Linked DNA regions of Homo sapiens: region 2 is linked to region 1. The links are chromatin loops, found by intact Hi-C in ENCODE. Cell type or tissue: B cell. All regions are shown on one strand. Links, peaks and the distances in the headings refer to the core of each region. The heading gives the core; the rest is flanking DNA. Region 1 holds the start of CCDC163 (CCDC163 homolog). Region 2 holds the start of EIF2B3 (eukaryotic translation initiation factor 2B subunit gamma).

Region 1 (2,902 bases), core at 259-2,758:
TGCATTCTCCTGGTCCTGTTTGCATCTGGGCTTGGGCTTGGGCTTGGGTTTGCTCCCACACCTGGCTCTGAAGGCCCTGCAGTTCCTTTCTCAGCTCCTCCAGGCATTGCTCCAGGAGAAAAGCACTCCCCTTTGGGGCCCCCTGCAGCAACCTTAGTGATGCTGTAGTGGGACAAGTTAGGGATCATCCTCTCTAAGAGTTTCACAAGACCCTAGATACTCTACTTGCAAAACAAGACACATGTGCACACACAACAGGTGTGTGGCAAAATTGTGTGCATACATATGAAGCTGTGTATATGAAGAAAATAACTGGCCAGATACCTTCCAGGACACTGATCTGGTACTTCTGCTGCTCTCGCTCTTCTAGCAGGCCCTGCACTGCCTGCCTTAGTGCCTGTCACCTCCCCAGGCAGAAAAAAGCACATGAACTACTGTATAACAGCTTTTCCCGACCCCTAGTATCCTCATCTTACACAAACATCACATATACACACCAAGGATTCCAAGCCTCACCTGAGCCTGACATTGAAATTAGGATCAGAGAATAGCAACCTCACCCCAGAGAGAGGATGGGCTCTAGGACTCAGGGCAGCTCAGCCTTTGTGGAACTATGGGAGTCTCTAAAGCCCAAGGCTGTTGAGCTTGGACTCCTGACTGCAGAGGCAAGTGATGAGAGGAAATCCAGGTCCCAGCCAGGTCCCCGGCTGAGGAAATAAGGAAGGGTTAAGTGCAGGGTCTGTGTGGGGAAACAGAGTTCAGGAAAGGACAGAGTTGGAATTTGGAAGGAATAATGGATGATACGGGCACTGGAGGAAGGCACAGAAAGAGAAAGGGCTTGGAAGTAGAAAGAGACATTACTTACCTGCGGTGGAGACCCCAAGAAGATACAGCCACTGCTACAGAAGAAACAGATGCACAGGCCAATGAGCTCTGTGGAGACCCCAAGAGGATACAGCCACTGCTACAAAAGAAACAGATGCACAGGCCAATGAACTCTGAGAGTCCCTTAGCCTCCCCACGCAAACTGGGGACCTCCACCAACCCCTCACCTTATTCCGGACCACATTTCCATCAGTAGCGTTGAGAAGCACATCCAGCTGCTCAAACCAGCTGAGGCTCGTATTCATATCCTGTGGCAGGGGAGCGGCAGGGGTCTGGCTCCCTGGTGTCTTGTGCTTGCTCTCCTAGCGGGGGATACCCAAGGTATCCCCAGGAAAGGCCACCACGTTAGATGGAAAGAGGGAAGTGGGGATGCAACACTGGGGTAGGTGGATGCACTATCAGACCAAAACTGCGATCCTGTGACTAGGGAAAGGAAGGACGCTCTTGGGGAACTGGGGGAAAAGCGGGATACCGTGATGATACGCAGATATCAGGTGGGGATTGAAGGTGCCAGAACCTGGTTGAGACCTCCCCAGAAGTAGTACACTGGCGCCACCACGCCAAACCTGTGCCAGTGACAACTGCCGCCGCCGGGTTCAAAACTTCGGGTTGGTTTTGAAAGTCCGACTTTGGACTGGCTGCCGCAGCGCCACCTGGGAAACTGAGGTCGCCTCTTGCGAACACAACCGGCGATGGAGGCGGTGGAACTACCTTTCTCTAGAAGAGACACGTACATGCACACCCCCACCGTGTAGCTTGCCGGGAAACTGAGTCTTCCTGATTTCGTGTGGCTGTCTCCAAGGAGGAAACGAACTACGCATCCCAAGATGCATCGCGCATAGGCAATATGGTCCCGCTACTGGACCCATTTCCTACCTGGGAAATGGAGTCGAAGCTGACTCAAAACGTAACGGCCCAATTGTCCTTGAGACTTCATTCCCCAGCAAGCTCAGCGTGTAACGTGCGCTATGGAGCCGAAAGTCGCAGAGCTGAAGCAGAAGATCGAGGACACGCTATGTCCTTTTGGCTTCGAGGTTTACCCCTTCCAGGTTAGTTTATCCCTCCTGCTGTTCTAGGGCGAAATATATGATTGGCTTCGTTGCAACTGGCGTGAGGCCTCGGGAGCCTCTGATCCTCCTGGGTTCCTGCAGCCCAGTGTCCATGTGACAACAGGGACAGAGTTTCAGTGGGGGCTTGGGTTAAAAAGGTAGTGGTCGAGGCCGGGCATGGTGGCTCACGCCTGTAATCCCAGCACTTTGGGAGGCCGAGGCGGGCGGATCACCTGAGGTGAGGAGTTCGAGACCAGCCTGGCCAACATGGTGAAACCCCATCTCTACTAAAAATATAAAATTAGCCGGGCGTGGTGGTGCATGCCTGTAATCCCAGCTACTCGGGAGGCTGAGGCAGGACAATTGCTTGAACCCATGAGACGGAGGTTGCAGTGAGCCGAGATTGCGCCATTGCAGTCCAGCCTGAGCAACAAAGAGCGAAACTCCGTGTCAAAAAAAAAAAAAAAAAAAAAAGTTGTCGCATGTTTAACCTTTTGCCACCATATAATGCCGGATTCGTTAACGGGAGACACCATATGACCTGTAGCGTGTGTGGCTCAGATTGTCACCTATATAATTTACAAGAAGAAAGGGACCTGTGAGGCAAAGTCACCTTGGAACTTCCTAAAGGATTTAGGAGAGGGCAAAGCCTAGAAGGTTTGCATAGCTATCATTTAGGTCAGCTGAGGAAGGAAGGGCATTCCTGGTGATGAACAGGCAAACAATTGGCTGGTTTGTTCCCTCTACCAACAGAAGGATAATTCATGATATTTCCAGTCATCAGTGCTGGGCTGGGTAATGAAACTTTGTACACTTGCCTGGCACAGCAGTCTCAGCACCGCACCCCGACCCCCATTTACACGGTTACATTTCCCCACATCAGTGCCCTGTGCACTGAGCAGTTAAGTTACAAAGCTAAATCAGCTCAGCTTGAGCCCTTTGCCTGATGCTTAAGAGACTACCCACTT
Region 2 (2,902 bases), core at 198-2,697, 510 kb before region 1:
TCATCACTGTATTCCCAGTCAGATGCCAGAAATCAAAGTGGAATGAGGACCTGTGAACTTCACAACTGTATAAGAGTCAAACTCAAACATGTGCATAAGGGCATTAGAACCCAGGTCACTAGGAACTGAGGTTCCAGCTCTCAAGGAGGCCCTGGGTGAAGAAAGGCAACCTAGGAAGCATGAATAGTAATCATGAACATAACTAATCATGCTACCAGGCAGACTGTCAAATGCTCATGTCACTGCCACGACTATGGCTGACGGGAATCATGGCAACGAGTCTCGCTGCCTCCCAAGCTTTGGAGAGGGTGTTCACCGCATCTCAGACTTGCCTGCATCATAGCACTCATGCCTTTTCCAGTTGTAAATAGATAAGAAAACTGTATCAGAATTGGTCTGTCATTCCACGTGTGCTGCCTGAAGGCAGAGACCTCACTGCTCCTCCCTATATTTCACTGCCCTGCATCCAAACAACTAAAGGCAGGCTGAACAAATGAATGAAGGGCTGAGGCTGAAAGAGTGCAGGCACAGTGCTAAAGGCGTCTGGTACCGGTCTGGTGCTCGCTCACTCGCTGTGACTTTAAGCAGAACCCTCCCCGAAACTTCGTTTCTTTCTTTTCTTTTCTTTTTTTTTTTTTTTTTGAAACGGAGAGTCTCACTATGTTGCCCAGGCTGGAGTGCAGTGGCGCGAATTAGGCTCACTGCAACCTCCACCTCCTGGGTTCAAACGATTCTCCTGCCTCAGACTCTCGAGTAGCTGAGATTAGAAACTTAGTTCCTCCATCTGTTGCATAAGGTGGTTGGCTCGGATTCTCATCCCCAACCTCCCTTCTACTTCGGACACAGCTACACCGGGTCGAGCAGGGAGTCGAGCTGACAACTTCGGGGCTCAGCACCCTCTCCTACCCCTTCGGGTCCACCTCGGCCCAGTTCGACATGCCCGCCTCCCTCAGATGAGTGGCCCCACCGCACTGCTCACCCGGGTCAGCCAGCTTGTGTGCGGCCTGGCAGGGCAGAAGTCACAGCTATAACTCAGCTCCCGGCACGCCGCAACCGCTCCCAGCGATCTCCACGCCGCCTCTGACTGACAGCCCAATGGCGCAGGCGCGCGATGGCCGAGAAACTCGATGGAACGCGCAGAGCAGACCCATGGAGAAGAGAAGACCGCCGAGCGATGGATGACGGAGGGGAAGCACACTCAGCGGAGAGGAGGGAAGGCGGGCCGGAGGGGGCGGGGCCACCGAGGAGCATTCGACACGTGTGTCCCTCTGTCCATTAACACATTACCAACGCCTTTTGAGTATTCCTCCCAGTGCAGGGTGCCGGGAACCCAGACGGAACAACTCAGCCTCTTTCCTCAGGGAGTAAGTCTAAGACCTGGCTTCGAGTACATTCGGTGAAAGAAAGCTCATTGGGAGCCGCAATTTTGGCTAGCTAGTGAAAAAAATCACCGAATGCCCCTGCAGGGGTTGCCAGGACTTCCTATTTGTTTTTGTTGTTGTTGTTGTTGTTGTTTGTTTTTTGTTTTTTTTGAGACGGAGTCTCGCTCTGCGTCGCCCAGGCTGGAGTGCAGTGGCGCGATCTCGGCTCACTGCAAGCTCGGCCTCCCGGGTTCACGCCATTTTCCTCCCTCAGCCTCCCGAGGAGCTGGGACTACAGGCGCCTGCCACCATGCCCGGCTAATTTTTTTGTATTTTTAGTAGAGACGGGGGTTTCACTGTGTTAGCCAGGATGGTCTCGATCTCCTGACCTCGTGATCCGCCCGCCTCGGCCTCCCAAAGTGCTGGGATTACAGGCGTGAGCCACCGCGCCCGGCCCGGGACTTCCTATTTGTAACAGGGCCACTCACGTTAACTTTAGCCATCAAAACTGGGGGCGGCTGGGCATGGTGGCTCATGCCTGTAATCTCCGCAATTTGGGAAGCCGAGGTGGGAGGATTGCTTGAAACCGGGCGTTCAAGACCAGCCTGTGCGAGAGAGCCTCCAGTCTCTACAAAAGTAAAAATTAGCTGGGCATGGTAGTGTGTGCCTGTAGTCCCAGCTGCTCAGGAGGCTGAAACGGGAGGATCGCTTGAGCCCAGGAGTTCGAGGCTGCAGTGAGCTATGATCGGGCCACTGCACTCCTCCTGCCTAGACGACAGAGTGAGACCCTGTTTTTTTTTTTTAATTTAGTTTTTATTTCATAATCATAAACTTAACTCAGCAATCCAGTTAGGCATGGAAAGGAACAAGGAAAACATGGAACCCAAAGGGAACTGCAGCAAGAGCACAAAGATAAGATACTGCGAGCAGGCCGGGCGTGGTGGCTCACGTCTGTAATCCTAGCACTTTGGGAGGCCGAGGCAGGCAGATTGCCTGAGCTCAGGAGTTCAAGATCAGCCTGGGCAACATGGTGAAACCCCGTCTCTACTAAAATACAAAAAAAAAAAAAAAAAGAAAGAAAGAAAGAAAGAAAAAATTAGCCAGGCATGGCGGCGTGCGCCTGTAGTCCCAGCTACTCGGGAGGCTGAGGAAAGAGAATTGCTTGAACCCGGGAAGTGGAGGTTGCAGTGAGCCGAGATCGTGCCACTGCACTTCAGCCTGGGAGAGGGCGACAGGGTGAGACAGCGTCTCAAAAAAAAAAAAAAAAAAAAATACTGCAAGCAAATGGGGTGAAGGGGTGCTCTTCTGAGCTACAAAAGGAATGGTCTGGTGGTTAAGATAAAACAAAAGCCAAACTTGTTAGAGTTGTCCACAGTCAGCAATGGTGATCTTCTTGCTGGTCTTGCCATTCTCGGACCCAAAGTGCCCCATGGCCTCCACAATATTCATGCCTTCTTTCACCTTGCCAAAGACCACAGGATTGCCATCCAGCCACTCAGTCTTGGCAGTGCAGATGAAACACTGGGAACCATTTGTGTTGG

The links. Peaks named below come from ENCODE experiments on the same cell type or tissue, not always from the same donor. Only the 100,000 strongest peaks of a DNase experiment are listed, where the experiment ranks them.
Region 2: a loop joins it to region 1, with 31 times the contacts of the local background. A loop is called at or near these places in 4 of 110 quality-filtered maps.

Annotation. Positions count from the first base shown.
Region 1 is chr1:45,498,480-45,501,381 of GRCh38, forward strand. It overlaps CCDC163 (CCDC163 homolog), which reads right to left and starts at 1,594. Exons shown (of 5, transcript NM_001102601.3): 1 at 1,053-1,594; 2 at 866-964. The coding sequence starts at 1,130. MMACHC (metabolism of cobalamin associated C) reads left to right here and starts at 1,821. Exons shown (of 4, transcript NM_015506.3): 1 at 1,821-1,934. The coding sequence starts at 1,854. RefSeq lists enhancers at 1,534-2,066, 1,616-1,815. In B cell, for the core only: a CTCF peak has its summit at 1,378; DNase peaks (open chromatin) are centred at 969 and 1,722; H3K4me3 peaks cover 2,001 bases; H3K27ac peaks cover 1,040 bases.
Region 2 is chr1:44,985,514-44,988,415 of GRCh38, forward strand. It overlaps EIF2B3 (eukaryotic translation initiation factor 2B subunit gamma), which reads right to left and starts at 1,082. Exons shown (of 12, transcript NM_020365.5): 1 at 980-1,082. It also overlaps the pseudogene PPIAP35. RefSeq lists enhancers at 856-1,125, 1,084-1,665, 1,376-1,425 and a silencer at 1,216-1,305. In B cell, for the core only: no CTCF peak of the experiment used is centred there; a DNase peak (open chromatin) is centred at 1,148; H3K4me3 peaks cover 1,436 bases; H3K27ac peaks cover 781 bases.